Regions from separate parts of the Homo sapiens genome. Here region 1 is linked to region 2. A link is an interaction called in ENCODE POLR2A ChIA-PET data of the cell type or tissue named here. Cell type or tissue: Panc1. All regions are shown on one strand.

Evidence for each region. Peaks named below come from ENCODE experiments on the same cell type or tissue, not always from the same donor. Only the 100,000 strongest peaks of a DNase experiment are listed, where the experiment ranks them.
Region 1: POLR2A ChIA-PET joins it to region 2 with 5 read pairs; 1 of 35 experiments calls an interaction of 5 or more read pairs at or near these places.

Annotation. Positions count from the first base shown.
Region 1 is chr3:178,385,243-178,393,242 of GRCh38, forward strand. It overlaps LOC105374235 (a long non-coding RNA gene), which reads right to left and starts at 51. Exons shown (of 11, transcript NR_188692.1): 1 at 1-51. In Panc1, CTCF peaks have their summits at 300 (motif pointing left) and 510; a DNase peak (open chromatin) is centred at 309; H3K27ac peaks cover 2,921 bases.
Region 2 is chr3:177,384,145-177,392,144 of GRCh38, forward strand. No RefSeq gene overlaps it. Among named protein-coding and RNA genes, the nearest start is that of LINC00578, 54 kb to the right of the region's middle. In Panc1, no CTCF peak of the experiment used is centred here; no DNase peak of the experiment used is centred here; H3K27ac peaks cover 577 bases.

The DNA of each region.
Region 1 (8,000 bases), 1.0 Mb after region 2:
TGAATTGCTTTGTTTCTGAACTGGATGGAAGCTCTGCAAAAATCCTCCTGTGACTTCTTTCATAGCCTTCATTCAGTTTTATATTGTTCTGAAGGTCCAGGCAGGGAGGATATGTAATTGGACATTTGGTGAATGCAGAGGAGTGAAATTGTGTCCAAAGTTATTAGCTTATCTTAGTTTGAAGAGCAAGGAGAACATTTTATTTCATCTAACTTTTTATAGCAATCAATTAATCCTGTTTCAAGGATAACAACAGAATGTCTTTATTCATTCTCATGGAAACATTGACATCTAGTGGGTCACTGCATTAATGCAGGCCAGCTCAAAAGCTGGGGGAAATTCTCAAATCTTTGTGATGCTCAGTGTGGTACGCTCTCTTTGATTAATTTGGCCCATTGATCTCACTAGGTAGCTGCTGTTGATAATTGTGTATTTTTAAAAAATGATTCAAAGAAAGCTGTAGAAAACAAAATGAACATATCTCACCTATAGCTTTCATGTATGTTATAAATAAATTCTTAAGGACTATTTTACTTGAAGATCTAATTCGTGTTTGTAGGAATCAAAACTCATAATGGTTCACTGAGTTTTACTAATGATAGAAGCTATCTATTCGTGTTAGGAGACCTGCAGAGCCTGGCACAGTAGTTCCCAAACTTTTAAAATTCATAGATGACTTCGATAAACAGTATGAATACTCGGCCAGGAAATTTTATATTTGAGCAGCCACACTAAATTTTGCACACAACCTCAAGGAGTGCATAAAACATTTGAAGGTCAGGCTGTAAAAAACAAACAAAACCTGAACTAGTAATAGTGATAGGAAACTCTTGGAAACTCTTTTATTTATTTATTTATTTATTTATTTATTTATTTATTTATTTATTTATTTATTTATTTATTTTTGAGATGGAGTCTCGCGCTGCTGCCCAGGCTGGAGTGCAGTGGCGCGATCTCGGCTCACTGCAAGCTCCGCCTCCCTTGTTCAAGTGATTCTCCTGCCTCAGCCTCCGGAGTAGCTGAGACTACAGGCGACCCCACCATGCCCGTTTAATTTTTGTATTTTTAGTAGAGACGGGGTTTCCCCATGTTTGCCAGGATGGTCTCCATCTCTTGACCTTGTGATCCCCGCCTGCCTCGGCCTCCCAAAGTGCTGAGATTACAGGCGTGAGCCACTATGCCCGGCCGATAGCAAACTCTGTCATACCACTTACTACGTGTCAGGTACTGTTTTAAGTGCTGTTCATGTATGAGCTCATTTAACCCTCCCAACTCTTCTAAGAAGTAGCTATTATTCTTCACCGTTTCCACAGAAAAAGAAACAGAAACACAGAGACATAAAAATATTGGCTTAAAGCCACACAGTCCCTAGCAGGTAGAGTTAAGACTCAAACCTAGGTAGGCTGGCCCCAAATTCTATGTTCTGTCACACTGCCCAAAGCCTTCAGAGATGGCTAGACAGGCAGATGGAAACCTTAGACACTGGTTTCACTATGGCCAGTCTCTTTAAGCAATCTCTTCAGACTACTGTAATTACTTTCTATCCACCATTGCCTAGAATTGTGTTGCAACAAATAGACATGCATTATCTAATGAGAGGATAAGAAAACAGGCAGAGAAATACGGCAATGTGTTTTGGGCCCCTTAAAATGGAGATACAATGCAAATTTGCATTACTAGGACTGGCAAGTCCTGTAGTCTTAGGCTGACAGCCACTGGAAATAAAAATGACCCACACATCGATCACAAAAACACTGAACTTGAGCAAATATTGTCAGTTCTGGGGTGGCAGGAGATGTGATAGATCTTCTTTGTGTTATAAGACCTTTAATCTTTCACCTTCATACTTTGTACTTCAAAAAGTCCCTTCAAAGCAAACTTTCCTGTGGTCACATTAGAAGAGAAGAGTTACAGCATCTGCTCCCTAGTATGCAATCCTCCTGGAGTGCAATGGTAATGAGGTTAGGGAGAAGTGTTCAAGTACATACTAGGTTACTGCCATCCAAGATGTCCCAGCTGGATCATCCTACTCACATCCTCCCCCAGAGTCTGCTGGGAGACTAAAGAAAAGGGCTGTTGGACAGCCAGAAACCTTTCTGAGTAGTGTCTCTCCCTTAAACCCCTAAACACTTGGCTGCGATAAAGAATCTCCTTTTGAATCCATTTCTAGATGGCAAGAGAGGGAGTGGAAGGCCATTTCCGCCTCTTTGAAAAGACCTGTTTATTTCCAAGGAACCATTTATAAATATGAGAGTCTCTCAATTACCTTTTTCATACAATTTTCCTTTGAAATGGATATGGTGAAAACTTGAAAAGCATTCTTTTTGAATTCTAGGAAGTTTTCCCTTTCTCACCTTTGGCACAAATATTTAACCAAGCTAAGAATCATAATTGCTCTTTCACAAATGAAACTGGGTTTGTTAACACAGAATTTCTGATGCAGATGAAGAGAAAGAGAAGTGAACATCCACGGATGGTAAAACATTTTCTCCAGAGTATCCTGACGAATCCGAAAGAAAGGCACACGTGTTTTCCAATTAAGAAAATGCCTGCCGAGCAATGGGTAATGCCATATGTTTGAGTCTCTTAAATGGAAATGAATGGTCAAAAGCTTTTTGCTAAAAAAGAAAAGAAAGGGGGTTGCTATTGCTTTTGTGGCCTGGTAATCCAAACTTCTGAAATCTCGTCACTTCATTTCTGTGAACGCCACTATTATCTTAAGTGCACTTGGACTATTTAATATTGATGTCCTAATTGTATAATTAATACAAGCAAATTTACCCTTCTCTACTTTGCCCTTAAAAATACCATTTTTCTCATTCAAAAAGAGAACTCAGTAGATTCCCAGCATAGTTTTCAGTGATTTAATCTTCTGTGATAAAGTCCTGTGCTTTGTACTTCACCGCTGGACTATCAATGTCTCCTCACAAACCCTTGAGGGATGAAATCAAAAGGCTTTTGAGATTCAGAATAGACTCCATCTACTGCCTCACCATTTCCTTATTCTTTTCTGAGCGATATGAAAGACTTGCTCAATAAATGTTAAATGAATAATAAAGGTCAGAGGAAGGTCATAATTTCTTTTGAAAGAGGCACATTTTCTTAAGCCCATCAAATTGAAATTTTCTAACTACAGGGGAAATATGTACCCTCATTAACAAAGAATGGTCCTTTCATTTTCCACTCAGTACACAGACTTGTGTTCTCCTGATCTAGGTATCCATACAGAACCATATTAAAAGGGACTGGGACTCAATATTTTGTAAAAATGGTAGAAGGTTTTACTGTAAAGAACTGAAACCTGCACTATAATGAGAATCAGATGTGGCTTACAACATATAGGACACAACTAAGAAAGACTGTTAGGTTGCTTCTGAGACTGAATACCTCTTTGCTAAGGACTGAGGGAACTCCTTTGCCAATGGAGTTAAAGGACTGAGTTCCGCTTTTGTCTGGTTCCCCTTTGGTGGGTGCTATGTTGCTATTGCTCCGTTAGAGTTTGTGCCAAGACCTTTAAAACTCAGACTAGAACTTTGTTTAGCTACTCATTGAAATAATGAAAATAATAAATAATGTTAGCATATATATATATATATATATATATACTCTTATGACTATAATATAAGTAATATCATTCATTCAGGGTTTACCGTACTAAGTGTTCTAGTAAACACAGCATTGTGTTTATTTCACTTAGTTATCCCCTAGTAGAAGATAAGTTTCATGAATGCAGGGACATTTTTTTCTTATACACTATGGAACCACCCATGCCTGGAACACTGTCTACTGTGTAGCTCGTTGAATTAATAAATGAATGTTCGTGGTATTACAATATATATTTGACAGATGAAAAAAATTAAGGCTAATCAATGTTGCTTTGCCTCTACATTATCAAAGAACAAGTCCCTTTGCACACAGCTAGTAAGTTTTGGGCTGAGGTATAACTCAGTTCTATCTAACTTCAAAAACCAACAAATATATTTCAAAGTAATGAAGTCTATTGCCATGAAAAGCATTGCTTTCCTTCCAGATGTTATTGGTAAATTATTAGCCCTATGTCTCTACTCTGAGTGAGACACTTGGCTTCTCAGTGTTCTGCACAGTGGACTCCATTCTCTCCTCTGCAATTAATACAGAAAACGTTTTAAAGTCCTTTGTTGTCACTCTACCTACATGGTGCCCAGCTGGAATGTGGTCACCTGTTTGTGCAGGAATGTGACATTCTTATGTGTCAGCATTAACTAGTACATAAACATTATCTCATAACAATAGCTCTGGTCATTACATATATACTTTTTTATTTTTACCAAATATTATATAGGTTTTATTGAGTCTCTCTAGTTTCTCAGCTATTTACCTTCTTTACACTGGACTTTTCACAACTTATCTCCCCAAACTAGTTTCCTATCCTCAACTATTTTTGAAAGTTACAAGCTACATTCAGAAACTGAATGATATTCAGACTAAAAATCTTATGCTCAAGGTGACTTAAGCCAAACACTAACAAGCAGTAAAGAATGTGCTTCCTGGGCTAAATTTGCTTGTGAATCCTTTGTTTTCTTCCCTCCTTCAATGAAGCCTGGAAGAAGAAATCCTGGGTAGTTGAGGGGGTCCTGGCTGACCATTTACTAGCCGTGTATGATTTGGAGCAAGTGCTTTATCCTCACGACTTTCAATCTGTAAACATCGAGGTAGTTTTATATCTTCATTCAGGGTTTTTATTTTATCTTTGAAAATGTTTAATTTGTCATATTTAACATGAACATTACAAAATTCAAAAATGCCAAAGAATATTTGGTTACATGTAAATCTTCCACCACTGCTATCCTCTAACTCAAAACCACTGTTTGTTATGTATCCTTCCAATGAAATCCTTTGCATAGTCAAGCAATTTTATTCATTTTTAACACCAAAGGTAGTTTACTATACATAGTTTTCACATTTGTTATTTACTTATCAATATTTCTCAAAGTCCGTTAAATATGTAAGAGTGCACCAAAAGCTTACTCATCCTTTTGACAAGCTATATAACTTCTGTACCTTATAAAATTATTTTTAGATTTAACATGGAAGAACAAACAGGTGAAAATATTCAAGACATTTTTATAAAGAGAATAATCATAAAGGGAAAGTTTGTCTATCCCACTGTCTAAATGTCCAAGTATACTCTAAAATAGTAAAAGACTTCAATATTTCTACATGACAGACCACAAACAGAACGCACAGCAAAAGGACCTAATGTATATAACTATCTGGTATATAATAAAATCTATATAGTAAATGAGATATTTGGAAAAGGTTAAATTAGATTAGTATCACATTCCAAATATATTCTAAATGAATTGAAGGGTTAAGTGTAAGAAAATGAAACCATAAAAGAAGCAAAAGTAAATACCCCATGTTTATTGCAGTCTTATTCACAATAGCCAAGATATGGAATCGATGTGTCTATCAATGGACGAGTGGATGAAGAAAATATGGTACATATACACAATGGAATATCAGCTATTGAAAAAAGCCTGAAATCCTGTCATTTGCAGCAACATGCATGAAACTGGAGGACATTATGTTAAGTGAAATAAGCCAGGCACAGTAAGACAAGTATCACTTGTTCTTACTCATATGCGGGAGCTAAAAAGAGCTGATCTCTTGGAGGTAGAAAGTAGAATGGTGGTTACCAGAGGCTTGAAAGTGTGTATGTGTCGGGGGTAGGGAGTGTAGACAGGTTAGTTAATGGGTATAAAAATACAGTTAGATAGAAGAAATAAGTTCTGGTGTTCATTAGCACAGTAGGATGACTACACTTAACAATAATTTATTATACATTTCAAAATAGCTAGAAGATTTGGAATGTTCCCAACACAAATAAATGATAAATGTTTAAGGTGATGGATATCTCAATTACCCTGATTTGATCATTATATGTTGTATGCTTGTATCAAAATATCACATGTACTCCATCAGTCTGCACAGTGTATGAATAAAAATGCTAATTTAAGACATAGATGTATAGATAGATATAGGTAAACATCTAACTGAACTTGAAGCTGTAAGACCTTTTTAGGCATAAAATCAAAATTAAAAACCAGGGAGAAAAAGTATGATGGATTTGACTATGTACATAGTAAAATTTTTGTTGTGTCAGAAAATTAATAGACAAATTATAAATAGAAAATTTTTGAAACACGTATGGCAGACAAAGGGCTAACAACCTTTATGTTGAAAGAGGTCTCACTAATAGTTAGAAAAATGTAAACCACCCAGTATAACGGAAAGTAAAGTACATGAGGTGGCAATAAATATACTAAAGAAAAACATACACGAATGACCAATAAACATTTTTTAATGTCCAACTTGCCAGTAATGCAAAATGGTAAGTAATACTAAAAAGAACATAAAATAGCATTTCTTTCACCTATAAAGCTGGGAAAGATAATTAAATGCACAATTCTCAGTACTGGCAAATATTCAGTGAAATGGATGCTCTCATACCTTTACCATCATTCTGAAGGGTAATTTGATATTATGATACAAGGGCTTTAAAGTTGTAAAATATTTGCCCATATTTTCATTTTAAACAGTTATTCTAATAAAATAATCAGATGTGTATTAAAATTTTATATACAACAATGTCCACATAACACAGTGAAAAGTTCCAAAGAACTTACATGTCTATTAATATGTCAGTGTATACATATTTTGCTACATTATGCACCTGTTAAAATAACATTTTACAGAAAATATGATGACAAGATAAGTTTGTCATACAGTTAAATTTAACAATCAGATTATAAAATTGTATATCACATAAGTCTAAGCATATATAATTTAAACATATATAAACAAATATATGATCATATGTTATATGAATCCAACTTAAACATATATATTTTCTATAAAAAATAAAGTTTTACACAAACTGTTAACTCTTTTTAGGATGAAATGATAAGAATTTTAAGTTATGTACAGAAAAGTGTTATCTTTATAACTAGAAAAAGTCAATAAATGTTATCTTTAAAATTAGAATTATAGCAAACATCTTTGACTTAGATATTTAACTGCTGTTATTCAAGTGTCACATTATTTGTGCCAACCCTTACTGAATGTTGCTTGGATATGGAATTTTTTTTAAAAGGAAACAAACATATTTTGAATCATTCTCAGGAACTCTCTAAGCTCTAAATTTAAAGTCCAGAAGTATCCCCTGGAGGGGTCCAAGAATTATTAATGTTTCTGCTTCACTTTGAAACAGCTATTTAGATTTTTAAAAAGTAATTGCTGTGTATACAAACACTGCTAAGGCTCAATTAAGTGGCCTCAGTTAAAATACCAGTAAGAGAGACAATGTACATGAAGGAACTCAGATTGTTCATGTTGTTGCTGTAGCAACAGCCATGGGATTTGCCAACCTAAGTCAGTGTTTTTGCCTTAGCCAGCCATACATAGCTAAGATGTCATATGCTCAAGTTCCACCCTTGGCACAAAAACAGGAATTAGGCTGGTAATCTAGGTTAGGAATTCATTTCAAAACAAATCACGTTGTGTGTGTGTGTGTGATTTGCCAACTAATTTTTCAGTTTCTTTTCATGGTTTTCTGAGAAAGATCAAACCAATGATTCAGTTAACATTACTCAAATTGGCAAAAAAAACTAGTCATGCACAAGACAATTATTACTAATGTGTTTAAACATCCTTAAATACGTTCTGTTTCACTTCTTTCACTTTATTTGGATAATCAACTCCACTTTAATTTTCCAATACTGCTAATCAGGGTTCAATCCCCAAAAGCAAGTAAAACTGAGATGTCCCTTAATTATCAAGAGATCCTACTCTTCAGATCTGCTGATGCCCAGGGTTAGTAAAAAATGTGTCAGTACTCAGATTAGCAATACTTGTGGTTTATTTTACATAAAATACTTCTCCACTGGTATTTCTTCATTGATTGATATATGATAGCTGATATCAGTGTACATCAATCCAAAATATGCTGTGGTAGATTT
Region 2 (8,000 bases):
TCATCTAGCTCTCATCCCTGCCCCACTAAACAACCACAATAACAATATTTTGCCTACAAAGGATTAAAATGCAAACTGCCTTGGATTTCCAATAGGTCAGTGGTAAAAAATAATAAAAAAACTCAATAGAATAATATCTTTGGGATTTGAGGGGGTACAGTTAGTCAACATTTTTTTTTTAATTTGTTTTGTTTTGAGATAAGGTCTCACTGTTACCTAGGCTGAAGTGCAGTGTCACAATCTTGGCTCTCTGAAGCCTCAAATTCCATGCTCAGGTGATCCTCCCACCTTAGCTTCCTGAATAGCTAGGACTACAGGTGTGCACCACCATGCCTGGAGGAGCCAACATTTTAATACTCAGCCAAGTTGTCATTATGAGAAAATAAAAATGCGAAAGTCCAAAAAAGAATGTCACCCACCATGCCTCCTAGAAATAAAGATGATTTTCGGTATTATTTGTAGTCTATTTTGTCCTATCTGCAGTGGAACTTTCTATGCCTAGTTATGTCATGAGATTGGATAATACTGTGTAGCTACTATACTATTTCAATGATAGATATAGTGCCATTAGCTAATACTTTTAAAATGTCGAATAGTTCAGCAACATTATAGAATAAATTAACTTCTGAAGGGATGCCCGAGGGGACGAAGTGACATTTTAAAATCTTGTTTCAACGAAAAAAATTATTTTCAACTTTCACCCATCTAATTTAACAAACAATTTTTGCAGCGTAATGTGGAAATGTCTGAAGTAATTTCTTTCTGTCATGCTAATGTTTGCTTGAATTTGAATATCTTATAGCCAAAATTCATACTCTTGATATTGAGAAGATACAAATATTTATGAGAATGCTGTACAGTATTTTCCTTAAAAAATTCTCATTATTCCTTGCTATTTCTTTAGGTCAGAAAAAAGTTAGATTAGATTCTGAAACTGTTTTAAAGTACAACATCCAAGAATTGGCTTCAGTCTGACATCAATCAGCACTTCTTTTTGGTTTCAGGGTGCTTTGGGTCTGAATTACAGCAAATGATTCCCTTAAATCAATAGGAGGCAGGTGTAGAGATTTAGAAAGTAATAACATTAAGTCAACATTGAATAAAAAATTTAATACTTGGAATACAGAATAACAGATATGTATGGTACCAATGACTTTTTCAGAATCACCTTTTAATTACAGGAGTATCTGGGTATTACATGTTCAGTGCTTGCAAATAATTGTAGTGCTAAAATGATTCATATTTAGGTTGAGATTTTAGCCTTCTCACTTTTTTCACAGCTTGTTACCACAGAAGAGATTATGTTCGAGTGTGTATATGTGTTCATGAATGACATAATTGTAACTCAAATTCCACGTCAAAATGGTTATTTTATCCAGAAGTAATTTTTCAGGTAACCTGGTAATAAGTTTAAAGGCAAGAGCAAATGAAGGCAGGTACTTTTACTTCTCATAGTTAAAGGGTGTTATATGTAAAGGGGTCATAGAGTAGACCTTACCTTTCACCCTTATTTTCTGTTTTAAAATTCTTCCTCTTCATAAGTCTAGGAGAAAGAGAAAAAAAGAACTAGCTGTTTCTTACTGCACATCCTTGAAAACACATGGCGGTTGCAAAAGATATTGTATGGTTTCCTAAGGACTCAAGTTACTAGACTTCAGTAAGTTGGTTTATGTAGAACTTAGTGTTTGTTCTCCCTTGAATGCATGAGAACACATGAGAAGGGCTCAAGGAACTGTGCCCAGTGTAAAAGGATCCTATTGTTATGGTGTTGGGTTGAAATGGCAGGAAGGACTAGGTCTTCAGCAGGCACAGCTCCTGAGCTAGGCACTGGCCTTATTTTTTCCTCCCTTTTAGTTCTGAGTCATAGAAAAAGAAATCTGAGCAAGGAAGAGTGAGGCAGGACAGCTCATGCAAATGAAGGAAGATCTCATCCTTAAGTTTGGTTTCAACATAATCTCAATGAATCTACAAAGACTTATGTAACCTGAGATTTCTCATGCCTGGAGCCTGTGGATCCTTAGTTCTGTGGCACCTGGAGAAAATCCCAAAGATCTAATATTATTTTGGTCATTCCCCACAGTCATCTCTTTACCATCATGTGACTGCATAAAATGTGAATGCAGAAGAGTTTCCTGGATTTGTCAGCTGTGGCTCATTTTCTGTTTCTCAACAGTTTCATCCATCATCGTTATTATTTAATTGGCTCTATTTAGGTCTTGTGCCACCTAGTTACACACTAAGTATCTTATAGTGGGGCTGCTTGAAGACTGTGAAACTTGCAAAATAGTTATATGAACCTCACTCCCTTAGCCTTTATGATGTAAACAAATAGTTTACTTAGCTGTTTGTTAATATAGCTTAGGGTTATCTATGAATGCTACTGTTTTGCCAGATTTTAAGGTTATTCTAATACCATCATCTTGGGGCTTTGGCCAAAATTACAGCCAATGACCTTGTACTAATTTATTTCTGTTAATATTGGACTTCTTGAGTCCAGAAAGTTTAAGTAACTCATTAGGAAATTTCAAAAGCTTTCACGACTACACGGTATTCTGTAAAAATATTGAATGGATGAAATAAAATAATTAGATAAAATCTCTGAGGTTGAAATTCTATTGACTTAAAGTTCATAATTATTCAGAGAAGTGTTAAGCAAATTTGTTTCATTAGGGTGTACTTTAAAAGACAGACTTTTACTTAAGTTGACTGTAGCTTAGCTCTTTTCCAAGCAGCATAGTAAATGAAACTCTGGCTGAGAAAATGTAGTGCAATTGTAGGGTTTGGACATCCAGTTATCGGGGTAGGAGGAAAACTGTACTTTCTATATGCCATTCTATAGCCCATTACAACTTGTTTTCCTTGCATAAAAAGGTGACTTTTTTTTTTTTTTTTTTTTAGACGGAGTCTCACTCTGTCACCCAGGCTGGAGTGCAGTGGCGCAATCTCGGCTCCCTGCAACCTCTGCCTCCCGGGTTCAGGTGATTCTCCTGCCTCAGCCTCCCGAGTAGATGGGACTACAGGCGTGCGCCACCATGCCCAGCTAATTTTTGTGTTTTTAGTAGAGATGGGGTTTTACCATGTTGGTTGGCCAGGATGGTCTCAATCTCTTGGCCTCGTGATCCACCTGCCTCAGCCTCCCAAAGTGCTGGGGTTACAGGTGTAAGCCACCGTGCCCGGCCAAAAAGGTGACTTTTAAAAAATGGTACTAGAGGGTGCTAGGAGTATCCTTGACTTACATCAAGGCGAAGAAGGGCAATAGCATCTGTTCTCATCTATGGAGTGCATACTCTGTTCCTGGTAGTAGGAGATTTACAAACATCTTTAAAACACCAATGTGGGTATAATCGGCCCCATTTTACAGGTAAGAAAGAGGATCCTTGCAAAGCGTTGGGGAAGAGGTAGAATACAGAAATCCTAATTGACTGAGGAAGAAAATGAATGCATTAATTGGATGTGATGAGCTGGAAGTGAGTAGATCAAATTTCCTGCCTCAAAAAATAGGGGCTTGACAAAGACACAAAGATGGGTTTTTTTGGGGAAAAAAAGATTTTTTTTTTTGCACACCAGTAGTTGAGATTTGTGAAACTAGTACCCACTACTTATCTACCTCTTTCTTTTTTTATAGACAGAGTCTTGCTCTGTTGTCCAGATTGGAGTGCAGTGGCATGAGCATAGCTCACTACAGCCTTGAACTCCTGGTCTCAAGCAATCCTCACACCTCAGCCTCACAAAGCACTGGGATTACATGTGTGAGCCACTGTGCCTGGCCTCACCTGTGTACCCTTATGTTGTCTATGTACCTTTATGTTGTCTATGTGGCGAGCATATTGGTATTCATACTCAATATTCATTGAGTATCTACCATGTGCACAGCATTTTGTTAAAGTAGGGGCTCCCATCAGTTGTTCATGATGAAATAATTTAGAGACACTCACTTTCTGCCTCGTCTGGGAACTCTTATTCATGCTTTAAGAAGCAGCTCATACTTTAACTTCTCTTTGAAGTCCTACCTGAACACATCAATCAGACATTAATCAACCTCTGTTGTAAATTTCTGTCTGTAGTACATCTATCATAGACTAATCCCATGGACCATATTTATTAGTTAATCTGCTTGTCCCTTTCTGCTAGACTGTGAGACTATGAATTCCATGCCATCAAAGGCTGGCTCCTTGTCCCTCATCCATCATATACGCCAGTGATTATGTCAGCCTGGCTCTTAGTAGCAGTTCATGAAGCTTACTCAGTACATGAATTACTGTATACCAGCAGTTCTAGGTAAAGCAGAAAGTTCTTCTCCTTTAAAGTTGCTCAAAATTTTAAGAGGTATGACTAACTGAGCTCCTGCACACTTCATGTATATTATCTAATTTAACCTTACTATAATCTACTTAGCTTGGTATTATTTCACTGGCCCCTTCATTTATAAAGCTGCCCAGAGGTATTAAGTAGCAAGCCCAATATCACTGAGCTAGTAAGTAGTGGAACAGGAAATAAAATTTAGTCTGCCTGTCTCTGAAGCTGTTTATTCCACCGAGTTAACACTGAGTTCCATATGTAAGGATGCCAGCATCTTACTCTGTCATTATCTATTTGATTCTTTGCGTTTCTTTTTTTTTCTTTTTCTTTTTTTTTTTTTATTATACTTTAAGTTTTAGGGTACATGTGCACATTGTGCAGGTTAGTTACATATGTATACATGTGCCATGCTGGTGCGCTGCACCCACTAACTCGTCATCTAGCATTAGGTATATCTCCCAATGCTATCCCTCCCCCCTGCCCCCACCCCACCACAGACCCCAGAGTGTGATATTCCCCTTCCTGTGTCCATGTGATCTCATTGTTAAATTCCCACCTATGAGTGAGAATATGCGGTGTTTGGTTTTTTGTTCTTGCGATAGTTTACTGAGAATGATGATTTCCAATTTCATCCATGTCCCTACAAAGGACGTGAACTCATCATTTTTTATGGCTGCATAGTATTCCATGGCGTATATGTGCCACATTTTCTTAATCCAGTCTATCATTGTTGGACATTTGGGTTGGTTCCAAGTCTTTGCTATTGTGAATAATGCCGCAATAAACATACGTGTGCATGTGTCTTTATAGCAGCATGATTTATAGTCATTTGGGTATATACCCAGTAATGGGATGGCTGGGTCAAATGGTATTTCTAGTTCTAGATCCCTGAGGAATCGCCACACTGACTTCCACAATGGTTGAACTAGTTTACAGTCCCACCAACAGTGTAAAAGTGTTCCTATTTCTCCACATCCTCTCCAGCACCTGTTGTTTCCTGACTTTTTAATGATTGCCATTCTAAATGGTGTGAGATGATATCTCATAGTGGTTTTGATTTGCATTTCTCTGATGGCCAGTGATGATGAGCATTTTTTCATGTGTTTTTTGGCTGCATAAATGTCTTCTTTTGAGAAGTGTCTGTTCATGTCCTTTGCCCACTTTTTGATGGGGTTGTTTGTTTTTTTCTTGTAAATTTGTTTGAGTTCATTGTAGATTCTGGATATTAGCCCTTTGTCAGATGAGTAGGTTGCGAAAATTTTCTCCCATTTTGTAGGTTGCCTGTTCACTCTGATGGTAGTTTCTTTTGCTGTGCAGAAGCTCTTTAGTTGAATTAGATCCCATTTGTCAATTTTGGCTTTTGTTGCCATTGCTTTTGGTGTTTTGGACATAAAGTCCTTGCCCATGCCTATGTCCTGAATGGTAATGCCTAGGTTATCTTCTAGGGTTTTTATGGTTTCAGGTCTAATGTTTAAATCTTTAATCCATCTTGAATTGATTTTTGTATAAGGTGTAAGGAAGGGATCCAGTTTCAGCTTTCTACATATGGCTAGCCAGTTTTCCCAGCACCATTTATTAAATAGGGAATCCTTTCCCCATTGCTTGTTTTTCTCAGGTTTGTCAAAGATCAGATAGTTGTAGATATGTGGCGTTATTTCTGAGGGCTCTGTTCTGTTCCATTGATCTATATCTCTGTTTTGGTACCAGTACCATGCTGTTTTGGTTACTGTAGCCTTGTAGTATAGTTTGAAGTCAGGTAGTGTGATGCCTCCAGCTTTGTTCTTTTGGCTTAGGATTGACTTGGCGATGCGGGCTCTTTTTTGGTTCCATATGAACTTTAAAGTAGTTTTTTCCAATTCTGTGAAGAAAGTCATTGGTAGCTTGATGGGGATGGCATTGAATCTGTAAATTACCTTGGGCAGTATGGCCATTTTCACGATATTGATTCTTCCTACCCATGAGCATGGAATGTTCTTCCATTTGTTTGTATCCTCTTTTATTTCCTTGAGCAGTGGTTTGTAGTTCTCCTTGAAGAGGTCCTTCACATCCCTTGTAAGTTGGATTCCTAGGTATTTTATTCTCTTTGAAGCAATTGTGAATGGGAGTTCACTCATGATTTGGCTCTCTGTTTGTATGTTGTTGGTGTATAAGAATGCTTGTGATTTTTGTACGTTGATTTTGTATCCTGAGACTTTGCTGAAGTTGCTTATCAGCTTAAGGAGATTTTGGGCTGAGACGATGGGGTTTTCTAGATATACAATCATGTCGTCTGCAAACAGGGACAATTTGACTTCCTCTTTTCCTAATTGAATGCCCTTTATTTCCTTCTCCTGCCTAATTGCCCTGGCCAGAACTTCCAACACTATGTTGAATAGGAGTGGTGAGAGAGGGCATCCCTGTCTTGTGCCAGTTTTCAAAGGGAATGCTTCCAGTTTTTGCCCATTCAGTATGATATTGGCTGTGGGTTTGTCATACATAGCTCTTATTATTTTGAAATACGTCCCATCAATACCTAATTTATTGAGAGTTTTTAGCATGAAGGGTTGTTGAATTTTGTCAAAGGCTTTTTCTGCATCTATTGAGATAATCATGTGGTTTTTGTCTTTGGCTCTGTTTATATGCTGGATTACATTTATTGATTTGCGTATATTGAACCAGCCTTGCATCCCAGGGATGAAGCCCACTTGATCATGGTGGATAAGCTTTTTGATGTGCTGCTGGATTCGGTTTGCCAGTATTTTATTGAGGATTTTTGCATCAATGTTCATCAAGGATATTGGTCTAAAATTCTCTTTTTTGGTTGTGTCTCTGCCCGGCTTTGGTATCAGAATGATGCTGGCCTCATAAAATGAGTTAGGGAGGATTCCCTCTTTTTCTATTGATTGGAATAGTTTCAGAAGGAATGGTACCAGTTCCTCCTTGTACCTCTGGTAGAATTCGGCTGTGAATCCATCTGGTCCTGGACTCTTTTTGGTTGGTAAACTATTGATTATTGCCACAATTTCAGCTCCTGTTATTGGTCTATTCAGAGATTCAACTTCTTCCTGGTTTAGTCTTGGGAGAGTGTATGTGTCGAGGAATGTATCCATTTCTTCTAGATTTTCTAGTTTATTTGCGTAGAGGTGTTTGTAGTATTCTCTGATGGTAGTTTGTATTTCTGTGGGATTGGTGGTGATATCCCCTTTATCATTTTTTATTGTGTCTATTTGATTCTTCTCTCTTTTTTTCTTTATTAGTCTTGCTAGCGGTCTATCAATTTTGTTGATCCTTTCAAAAAACCAGCTCCTGGATTCATTGATTTTTTGAAGGGTTTTTTGTGTCTCTATTTCCATCAGTTCTGCTCTGATTTTAGTTATTTCTTGCCTTCTGCTAGCTTTTGAATGTGTTTGCTCTTGCTTCTCTAGTTCTTTTAATTGTGATGTTAGGGTGTCAATTTTGGATCTTTCCTGCTTTCTCTTGTGGGCATTTAGTGCTATAAATTTCCCTCTACACACTGCTTTGAATGCGTCCCAGAGATTCTGGTATGTTGTGTCTTTGTTCTCGTTGGTTTCAAAGAACATCTTTATTTCTGCCTTCATTTCGTTATGTACCCAGTAGTCATTCAGGAGCAGGTTGTTCAGTTTCCATGTAGTTGAGCGGCTTTGAGTGAGATTCTTAATCCTGAGTTCTAGTTTGATTGCACTGTGGTCTGAGAGATAGTT